Regions from separate parts of the Mus musculus genome. Here region 1 is linked to region 2. The links are chromatin loops, found by intact Hi-C in ENCODE. Cell type or tissue: heart. All regions are shown on one strand. Links, peaks and the distances in the headings refer to the core of each region. The heading gives the core; the rest is flanking DNA. Region 1 holds the start of Gm29935 (a long non-coding RNA gene). Region 2 overlaps Gm36535 (a long non-coding RNA gene).

What was found. Hi-C counts contacts between places; a loop is a spot of excess contacts. Peaks named below come from ENCODE experiments on the same cell type or tissue, not always from the same donor. Only the 100,000 strongest peaks of a DNase experiment are listed, where the experiment ranks them.
Region 1: a loop joins it to region 2, with 2.3 times the contacts of the local background. A loop is called at or near these places in 1 of 42 quality-filtered maps.

What each region holds. Positions count from the first base shown.
Region 1 is chr5:111,888,391-111,893,766 of GRCm38, reverse strand. It overlaps Gm29935 (a long non-coding RNA gene), which reads right to left and starts at 552. Exons shown (of 3, transcript XR_389544.3): 1 at 299-552. In heart, for the core only: no CTCF peak of the experiment used is centred there; DNase peaks (open chromatin) are centred at 1,730, 2,376 and 2,776; H3K27ac peaks cover 1,910 bases; H3K27me3 peaks cover 1,087 bases.
Region 2 is chr5:111,798,616-111,803,991 of GRCm38, reverse strand. It overlaps Gm36535 (a long non-coding RNA gene), which reads right to left. Exons shown (of 2, transcript XR_003955955.1): 2 at 1-3,121. Among named protein-coding and RNA genes, the nearest start is that of Gm36535, 7.9 kb to the right of the region's middle. In heart, for the core only: a CTCF peak has its summit at 3,194; DNase peaks (open chromatin) are centred at 2,741, 3,311, 3,811 and 4,181; H3K27ac peaks cover 1,187 bases; H3K27me3 peaks cover 68 bases.

The DNA of each region.
Region 1 (5,376 bases), core at 184-5,183, 90 kb before region 2:
CTGGGGCCCTCGAATCCCAGGCCTGGAGACTCCATCCAGGCAGGGCTTCTCAACAGAAGTGAGTTCACTGAACCCAGAGGAAGGCTAACTGCTTTCCCTGTCTAATGCTATTTTGAGGAACCCATATACAGGAACTGGCCAGGGTCAGGGGTTGGGGGTCAGGGGTTAGGGGTCAGGAGTTGAGGTTCAGGGGAATGTGTGTACTAGCTATGGAAGTCCACAGAAAGCAAGGTTCAGGATAAAGTGGCTACAGGTCAGCAGAGACACAGCTGGTCACTTGGTGGAAGACATCACTCACAGAGCCTCACCCCTGTAGTCTTGATGGTGTCTCTGAAAGGGTGGGATCCTGATAGCTTTCTGTGAGATGGTCACAGTGAGTGCAGCAAGGGCCAGTGGAGAGACAGACAGAAGGACAGAGCTCAGCCAGTGAGACACAGAGAGACCCCTAGGGGAGAGGGCCAGGACATATAACTCAGAATCTGAGGTCAGAGTTAAAAGAGAAGACAAACAATGAGAAGTTCCGGAAGTCTGAGAGCTGCGGTCTGAGGTGCTGCCTGGGTAGGAGCTCTGAGGTGGGCAGAAGGAGAGACACAGCTGCTTGCAGGATGCCAGACGGTGCCCAAACAGCCATGGAGAGGGTGGAGATGGAAGCAGGTGTGACTGGCTGAGCAGCAGATGCAGATGCTCAGATCTAGGCCACTCTGTCCCCTCATTAGACTCTCACAGCAGCCACTTTCACAGGCAGAGGAGTGGACAGCTGACATTTAAGGACAGACAGACAGACAGACAGACAGAGCCCTTCACTCCTCCTCTCTGTGCCAGGACTGTGTGTCCAGCTAAGAGGAGGGTGGGAATAACACAAGTGCACATGTGTATGTGCACACACACCAACTTACATATACAGACTGACATACAGAAAGAGAAAGACATACACATACACACACATTCACAGACTGGTATACATACGTGCACACACAGAGAAAAAGATCTACGATCTACACACATATACAGATTGACATACATACAGATACAGACACACACAGACTGACATACACACACAGAAAGAGAGAAAGAAAGATAGAGACTGACATACAGACACAGAGAGATTTACACACATACAGACTGACATACATACACACACACATAGAGAGAAAGATTTATACACATATCCAGATTGGCATATATACAGATACACACAGAGCTTTACAGACACACACAGACTGACATACATAAACAGACTTACACACATACAGACTGACATACAGACAGACACACACAGACTGACATACACACTGACACACAAGCATACACATAATGGCACATGTACATGCAGAAACTGAAACATACACACAAAATGATACACACATAAACTGACACAGACACACACAGAATGATACTTATACACATACACATGAACCAACACATACACATGAACACAGGCACACAGAGACTGCCACATGCATGCACAAAGAAGGATACAATGCACAGAAACACAGAGACCAACACACACACAGAGACTGAAATGCACAGATAGCCTGACACATACACAGAGACATACACACACAGATTTATACACAGATAAACATGCAAACACAGACAGACAGATAGACACCCCATACCATGGACCCCACAAGGCACCTCCAGTCCAGTTCCAGCTCTTTCTCCCCTCCTACATTCCATCTGACAAGTCAGGAGAGTCAGGCTATCCCCGAGAGCTGCAGGCAGACCAGCCAGAGGGACTCTGCTGTAGGAGGCCATGGAGCCTACCCCTCCACCCTATCTTACTGTCTCCCTCACTCCCAAGAGGCCACAGTCCCCCATGGGGGCTTTGATCAGTGTTCATTCTTGCAGTGGGAAGGAGAGTGTGGAATGTGAGCTGAGTGGAGGCTGAGAGGAACCACCTAGGCAAGCTCCTGCAGTCACTGGAAGCAGCAACACAGGGGAGGGGGTTTGGTGGTGACAGACACACAGGGAGCCCTGGAGAAGAGAGTGAAAAGGAAGTGTATGCATGAATGCATATGTGTCCGTGTGTATGTTCGCATTCATGTGTGTGTGTATGTTCATGTGTGTGTCTGTGTGTGCATTCACGTGTGTATGTGTGTATATGCGTGTGTGTGCACATGCAGGCAGGAGCACGTGTGTGCACTCATGCATATGTGTGTGTAGCCTGCCTATCATTACTCAGGTACACTGTCCACATGGTTTTTTCAGGCAGGATGTGCATGCTGGCAAACTGGATGCTTTATGTGAGTGACCACAGCTGTCAGGGCTAAGGAATGTGCAGCAGAAGGCTGGGGAAGCTGAGGCACGGGCACGTGAGGTGACTGCTCAGGGCTTCTGGCAGGCTACAGACTTTTTCTGAACAACTGCCTAGCCTGGGTTGCACGGAAAAGCAGGCTTCAGGGCTGGGCAGGAAAGAATGCAGTTTCTCAAATAGCCGTGCAGGGATTTAGGCAACCACCCAGCATCAGCCCTTCGAGTCAAGGGTAGGAGGCCACATATGTTTACCATTATGATTCCTGCTTTACTGATAGGGAAACTGAGGCACAGAGAGGCAGTACCCTCTAAATAAGGCTGAGTCTAGGCTAAAGTTTAAATTGCTCTGGTTGGGAGAGTCTTTCCCATACCCCTGTGGGTTGCACCCGATGCTCCTAAACCTGGGATGTGAAGAGGCCCGTCTGCAGATGAGGCGGACTCAAGAGTGCTCCTCATTCCTGTGGCTCTCTCTCTGCCAAGGAACTTGGCCAACATTCCTTGGAATCCACAGCGTTAAGCTACACACAAGGGAGATGAAATCAGACGGGATGCTGGTAATGGCTTCCACATGTCTGGCTGCAGCTGCCGCCAGCAGTGAGGGGGAGAAGAGGCCCAGCTGGGGAGGATGGTTCCCTATCACTTGCCTGTACATGTTTGCAGAGGCGCAGGGCTGTTGGGGATCCCTGCTGGAGAGCTGGGCTGTTTTCATGTAAAAGTAGAATAGTCAAAAGGGGGAGGGACAGAAGGGTGTATAGATGATGGATGGATGGATGGATGGATGGATGAGTAGCTAGGTAGATGTATGTATGCATGGATGGATGGATGGATGGATGGATGGGTGGATAGCTAGGTAGATGTATGTATGCATGGGTAGAAAGATGAATGGAAGGGTGGGTGGATGGATAGATAGAAGGATAGATGGATGATGGATGGATGGATGGATGGATGGGTAGATGGACAGGCAGATGGATGGACAGATGGTAAATGGATGGGTGAATGGATAAATAAATGGATGGATGAATAGCTAGGTGGATGGATGGATGGATGGATAGATGGGTGGTTAGATGGGTGGGTGGATGAGTTGGTGGGTGGGTGGATGAGTTGATGGGTGGATGTGTGGGTAGACAGATGGGCCTTGCTCTTCCTATCTAATCATTAGTATACTCTTTGAATTTGGTGCTAGCATGAGGCCAGGCACACAGTAGGTGTCCTTTTGCTCTCAATTGGAAACATATTTGCCTGGTTTTTAATGGGGCAGGGCCAATAGTGAGCACGTGAGGTCTGTAAACAGTGCAGACCTGCAGGCTTACAACCACCTGTTCCATATCCAGGGGATCTGATGCCCTCTTCTGGCCTCCACAGGAACCAGGCACCCATGTGGTGCACAGATGCAGGCAAGACACCCATACACATAAAATAAAATGAGCCTTGGAAGGGGAGAGATGGGTCAGGGATAATAGTCTACAAAGGGTGCTGAGGATCAAATGTGGGTCCTCGGGAAGAACAGCCAGTGCTCTTAACCACTGAGCCATTGCTCCAGGCCCCAGTTTCCTCTTCTTGAAGTAGAACATAATAGCCTCCCTCTCACTGGTGTCTTGGGAAGTTGATTGAAAATGGATGGGTCATGTCCCCTGTCCCCCTGTGCACACAGTAGGTGCTTCAAGTGGCATTGCTGGCCCCAGTATAGTGTCAGCTGCTCTCTGGCATTCGGCTGTGCCAGACCCAGAGCTCTTCATGATTTTCTTTCTCATCCAGCCCTCCCTCCAACCTTAGAGGACACATTTAACTGTTTTCTACAAAGTCTGAGGCTCAGAGAGGTTATAAGTGACCTGCCTGTGACACATAGCAGGGACAAGCTAGGGTGAGACTCTGGTTCATTGGGCCATAGGTTTTTTGTTTTTGTTTTTTGTTTTTGTTTTTTTTTCCATCTAACACACAGATGTGCCAATCAGCACTTGGCAAAACAAGAGCTGAAAAAAATGCCAGTCAGCCTCCTTCTCTCCCCATCTGGATCACAATTTGTTCTCATCCTTTTGGTAGATGGGACTTACTCATATGTCCAGGGGAAGGAGGACTGAGGGCACCCACTCCTGTCCTAAGTTCAGGTTGGGATGAAACAGGCAAGGGGCACCAACAGCCCAGTGTGTGTGAGCCCCTCCTCAAGGAAGCAGTCAACCGTGATTCAGCCTGAATTCAGCACATCCCCTCTCAAGATTCCCAACTGGAAATGTGAGCAAACCAAAGATAGCAACTCCAGCTGTCTGCTGCCCTCAAATTGGGGAAAACCAGGCTGGTGTTTCCAAAAATCCTGCCATGGCATGGAGTCCTCTGCTCTGTGTAGATCAATTTCCTAAAGCCACCACTCCTGTTTCCATTGATGACATAGTACATAGAAAAAAAGAGATTAAGTCCACTGAGGGAGAAGTGACCACTGTGCAGAGCCTAGTGTGTGTCCCCTACCCAGGCTTCATACAGGTAATCACCATTCACACACATGTGTATGCTTATGAAAACATGAGTGCACAAGCTTACCAGTGTGCACACGCATGTCAACACATGTGAGACTCAGACTCATGCACATACCTGTTTAAGTCTTACAAGTGTGCACACACATGCAAAGGCTCCCATGTGTGTACACACTTGAACACGCATGCACAGGTTCACATTCATACACATACATCAACAGATATGCACAAGCTTACAGGTGTGCATATGCATGCCAACACATGCAAGACATATCTGCATAAGTCTTACAAGTTTGCACACACACGCAAAGGCTCCCATGTGTGCACACACATGAACACACATGCACAGGTTCATACTCGTGCACACAAGTTCACACAGGTGCACCAGCTTACATGTGTGCTCACACAGGTCTCTCCACACCCCGGTGTTTGTTTCTGTCGCACCTCAGTTCAAACTGGAAGACGGGGTGATGCTTAACCACTGTGGCTGGTCCACTGGAGTAAGTACGGGGACAGACGAACTCTGTGTGAGCCGAGCCCCACCTTTCTCTGACGTTTCCCCTCAGGTCAGTTACCACCATGAAAGAAGGAGAACTCACATAGGGTGTGTCCGATCTTTCCAGAAACACCCTCAGTTCACGGTTTTTTTTAAATA
Region 2 (5,376 bases), core at 170-5,169:
ACTGTACCAGCTATGGCTGGCTCACTGCACGCCACACATAGGAGCCCCAGGAAGGACACGACACTTCTCCTCCCACACCAGGGGACCCTGGGGATTTCCACTAAGCAGCTGTAGAGGAAGGATATCACTAAGAGGGTGGGCTTTATAATTATCATGGTTTTGCTGTGCTGAGGATTGAACCCGGGTGCTTGCGTTTGGCAGACCCTACTAAGTCCTGAGACGGCTGGGGAGGAAGACATGGGGCGCTGTAGACAGCTCACCTGGCTGCTCCTGTCTGACTTACGGGATGGCTCTGGAAGCCTTGTCCTTTTTGCCTCCTGCAGATCAGTCCCAATGTGACCCCCTAACCCTAACCCTAACCCTATCCCTATCCCTATCCCTATCCCTATCCCTATCCCTATCCCTATCCCTATCCCTATCCCTATCCCTACCCCTAGCCCTAGCCCTAGCCCTAGCCCTAGCCCTAGCCCTAGCCCTAGCCCTAGCCCTAGCCCTAGCCCTAGCCCTAGCCCTAGCCCTAGCCCTAGCCCTAACCCAACCTCACCCTCTTTCAACGGGTGCCAGTAAACAAGGTCTCCATGTGCCTTTGCCTTACAGATGAAGGCACCAAGTCCAGGTACTCCACTGAAGCCACATGGCTCCTGAGGCCAGGGGAAAAGGACACTAGGCCATGAAGTGACCTCAGCGAGGCCCCCATACCCCATGAGTATTGAGGCCTAGTGGCATGCTGTAGAGAGCTGGTAGCCTCTCTCTTAGTGCTAGCATGGACTCTGTCCTTCATTCTGACTTTGCCGGTTCCTTGTTATGTGGCCCTGGGCAAGTTGTTGTTTTTCTCTTGAGTCTTTGCTTTCCTCGTCTTAAAAATAGAATTACAGGCACCCTTTAATGGCTAAGTTAGGGACATAAGAGACAAGTCAGATAAAACCCCAGACACTGGGAGGTTCCCTCAAAGGCCATTCCCTCTATGGCATTTCTGTTTCTTCCTCATGGGTGATAGATACACTATTGACTCAGCCATTTAGCCTGGATGCCCCCCCACCACTGGCCTCTCGCCCCACATTTCTCCGCAGTGTAGAATGATATTAAATCAGAGAACCCAGGGCTTGTCTGTCGCAGAAGCTCTGGGGATGCTTTGTGCGCACTGTCTCTGCAGGGTTTCAAGCTTCCCTTAGAATGCAGAAAGCTTTCCCTCCTTGGAGCACAGGGAGATATGGGGGATGGGGTACTTCTCTGAGCAGTTGGACATCACAAGATAGCACTAGCCTTGAAGCCTCTGAGTGAGATCAAGCCCCTAGGTTTTCATCCTGGGTTGCCATTCATTTATTCCTGAAGATGCCAAGATATAGCTATGGTCACTGTTCGTGTTTTAGTAGTAGGGTATTTTTCAACTTGAGGGGGATTTTCAAGAGATGTGTGTAGCTGTGACTAGGGTTGTATCTGTGCCTACTTGACTTCTGAGATCCACCTCTGTCTACTCTCGTTGTCCAGGACTCCCTTTGGTTCTCAGGGTCAGACACACCCAATCTGTGAGGCATCATTTCAGAAGGAGACTGGAGAAGAGGGAATGACCATCTGGTGCCATGCACCTGGCTGAGAGCAGCCCAGTGTGGACCCTGATCTGCTCCCTGGGGTTCCCAGCAGGACCAAGCTCCCCGTGTCTGCCATAGTCATCTGTTCCTGAACATAGGGACCAGGTCTTTATTTCCTGCCGCTCACTGCCCTGGATTCCAGCATCCTGAATTCACCTTGAAAAGAAGCCACCCACACCAGATCCTTCTCTGTAGCTCTGCCCCAACAGTGACTTCAGATACTCCTATAGACTGACATCATTCCCATTCCAGAGATAGAAGATGTGGGGCCAAGGGGCTGGGGAGTGTGTTCAAGGTCACAGAGCTCTGGAAGTCACAGAACCCTCTCTGTTGGTTAAAATGGTAATGGTGTTTTTGTTTGTTTTAAAAGATACATTTGTTTGTTTGTTTGTTTATTATATGTAAGTACACTGTAGCTGTCTACAGACACCCCAGAAGAGGGCATCAGATCTCATTACGGATGGTTGTGAGCCATCATGTTGTTGTCGGGATTTGAACTCAGGACCTTCGGAAGAGTAGTCAGTGCTCTTAACCACTGAGCCATCTCTCCAGCCCCCAAAATGGTAATGTTGTTGAATGGACAGTCTCCAGCATCACCTAGGAGTCAGACCTCTGGGCCTGTCTGTGACGGAATTTCTAAGGTTAGGTTAACTGAGATGGGAGATACACTCTAAATGTGAAAACCACCATCCCTGGGCTAGGATCCAGGCCTGGATACAAAGAAGAAATTGAACTGAGTACCAGCATTTGTGACTGTGGATGCCATGTGTGGTCTGCTTTCTCATGCCTTGTCTTTCCTGATGGGCATGATGTCCTCAATCGGGGACAGAATAAAACCCTTCTCCTTCTGATGGCTCTTGTAGGATATTTCTTCACAGCAATGAAAAAAAAAAACAAACTATTCTAAGCTCTCTAGAGCCCTGCCCTTTAAGCTTCCTCACTACTGCACCAGCCATCGGCGCTGGAAAGCATTTGTCCCAGGGCCTTTATTGTGTGCAGAGGAAACCTCAACCCCATCTGAGACAGGCTTGGTGATAATGCTGTTCTCAGAGGAACTGGGGTCCATGAGACACAGCTGGGAACATGTACTACAGCAGGAGAATTGGGGGAACCCTGAGACACAGCTGGGGACACACACTGCAGCAGGGGACATGGGGACCCTGAGGCACATCTAGGGACATGCACTGCAGCAGGGAACATGGGGTCCCTGAGGCACAGCTGGGACATGCACTGTAGCAGGGGAATTGGGGGACCCTGAGCCACAGCTGGGACATGAACTGCAGCAGAGACAGGCTTGGTGATAGCTTTGTTCTCAGGGGAAGTAGGGTCCCTTAGGCACAGCTGGGGACATGCACAGCTCCAGCTTGTCTACCCTCGATCCAACTTACCATGTGGCCGATGGAGAAGCCTAGAGGAGTATGGAACTCGGGCAGAAGCCAGCTTCTCTCTGTGGATCTGAGCTTCCTGACTATTGATGTCCCCGAGCTTGAGACTCAGTTTCCCCACTTTCAAAGTAGAGACCTCCCGATGACCTAGGAATAACTTCCGTGTACAGAACAGTCGACACTTTATGAGGTGACCCTCACAAGCCACTCAGCACAGCGCCCCACCATGGCAGTTGGGGGACACACACTCTGTAGCATCTATCTCGAATGAGCCCTGTGAACAACCTGGTTCATGATGACAGGATGCAGCCACCATGCGCAGGGTCCCTGAGTGAAGACGTGACAGAGTTGAGCAAAGGGTGTGTCTGGAGCACAGCGGACGCTCTGCGAATGAGCACTAACATCCGTGTCAAGTGTTATTAATTGTTATCAACATCACAGACACTGCTGACATCTGTATTGGGTACCTAACATTCACAGTCTAGGAGAAATGATCTCTGAGTTCCTGACATCTGGGGACTCTGCACATCACAGGGGAGAGGATGCTTCCATTCAAGGGGTTTCCTTCAAGAATAATGAGGCCATCGTTTGATGGGTCAAACACCAGGGACCCTGGTATGTGAGAATCCAGAAAAGAAAAGAATGACCCTTAGGATCAGTGTCTCCCAAGCACGGCCAGGGGTTGACTTACACTGTTGATCTGACGCTCAAATGGAACTGGGTGTCCTGTGTTTCCACTTGCTAGACCATAAAACCACTGGTATCCATGACAACAGCTCCTGTAACTTGAGGAGCCCAGTGACTCCCCAGGCTGCAGAGCTGGCCTGCCAAGGCTCTTGGCCTAGGCCCTGGGCTCAGTCACTTCCTGTGGCTGGCTGTCTTGAGCAGGGCTGGGCTTCTCTGCTCAAGTCGCATTAGGCCAGCTGTCTTGACTCCTGCGTCCTGGTGGATTCTAAAGTCTGTGGACGATTTTGTACAAAACTCAGGAACGTGGACCTTGCTGTGTGCACTTCAGGGTCCCAGGCGAGCCACCTGCTCTGGCACACCGTGGTTGGGTCCCCGGGCCCCGGCTGTGGTTGTAATATGACCCAGTCCAAGGCAGACGGGTGCTGACTTGCAGTGAGCAAAGCAGCCAGGACAGAGCAGCGTGGAGAAGGAAAAGAATCCGAGATGAGGCAAGCCTGGCCTCGGGTGACCTGGCCCGAAGGCGGCCAGCCAAAGCTGGGTGTGGAGACCTTCCTACGCACATCCTAGGCTGGCAGAAGGCTCTTGAGGTCAATGCCAAGGTCAAAAGCAGGCACTGAGTCACCTGGAGATGGGATTCAGGACTCTCTGTCCCAGCCCCAGCCTGGCCTCTTTCTCTGGCTTGTTGCTCTTCTCCTCCCTCTAGGCTGCCTCTGCCGAGAGAGGGTCCCTGAGTGGGTCCCTCCAGCCAATACTCTGGAGGCATCCCACCCTGGACTCGTGCTTTTAAAGCTGGTTTCTCTGAGTTACAGGCCAGAACTGGGTTCCCAAGCCAGGCTCTCATCACAGGAGAGGCATGGCTAGTGACCTTCAACTGTGGACCTTATTCAAACAGTGCACAAAACTCTGATCCTAAGGAGAGGCTCAAGCTGCAGATAAAAACCCCTTCCTTCCTTTTCTTCTCTCACTTCTCTCCCTCTGCCTTTCTCCCCCTGTCTCCCTCTCTTGAGGAAGGAAGGGCTCTTAGGAATGAGACAATTTACAAAAGGTTCTGCACAGCCAAGGCATCTCTAGAGCATTCTCAGGGCTCAGAATGATCGGAGGCAAGGAAGGCAGAGCGCCTGGCCAAAGGCCTGCAGCTCCATACGAGGGCTCTGCCGTGGCTGTGCAGCCTCTAAGGGTTTTGCTCTCCTGGTTTGGTTTGGATTAGATCAGAGGGGCCAGTCTGGGGGCCTAGTTGAATATCCCTGTGCTAGCCCATCCCTGAGAGTGCTGGTGCTGGGACATGGAGAAGAACAAAGTATAAGGACCCATAAGGACCATCCATGGGTGTAAGTAGGAGGTGACGCCCGCTGGGGAAGCCCCGGGGTCGGTGGGAAGGCACAGTATAAATGTGTCCATCATGGGGAGGATACCCCACCACCTTCCAAGCCACTAGAACCAGGAACCCACTATGTTGGAGGAAAGAAACTTTGGAATCTTCTGTGGGTGCAAGGCAGAGTCCTGGTCCCCTTCCTCTACTGATTCAGACTTAGACTCACACTATCTGTCTAGAGATATAACATATCGGCCAGTCTTTAACAGACATTCACGCTGCCCTGGTGTGTAGAAGTGTTTCCAAGCTTCACCTATACTGAGAGAATTGGAGTTCAGAGAAACAGTGAGCCACGTGAGAACACACAGCAGGATTCCCTGGGAACCAGAAGACAGGACAGGCT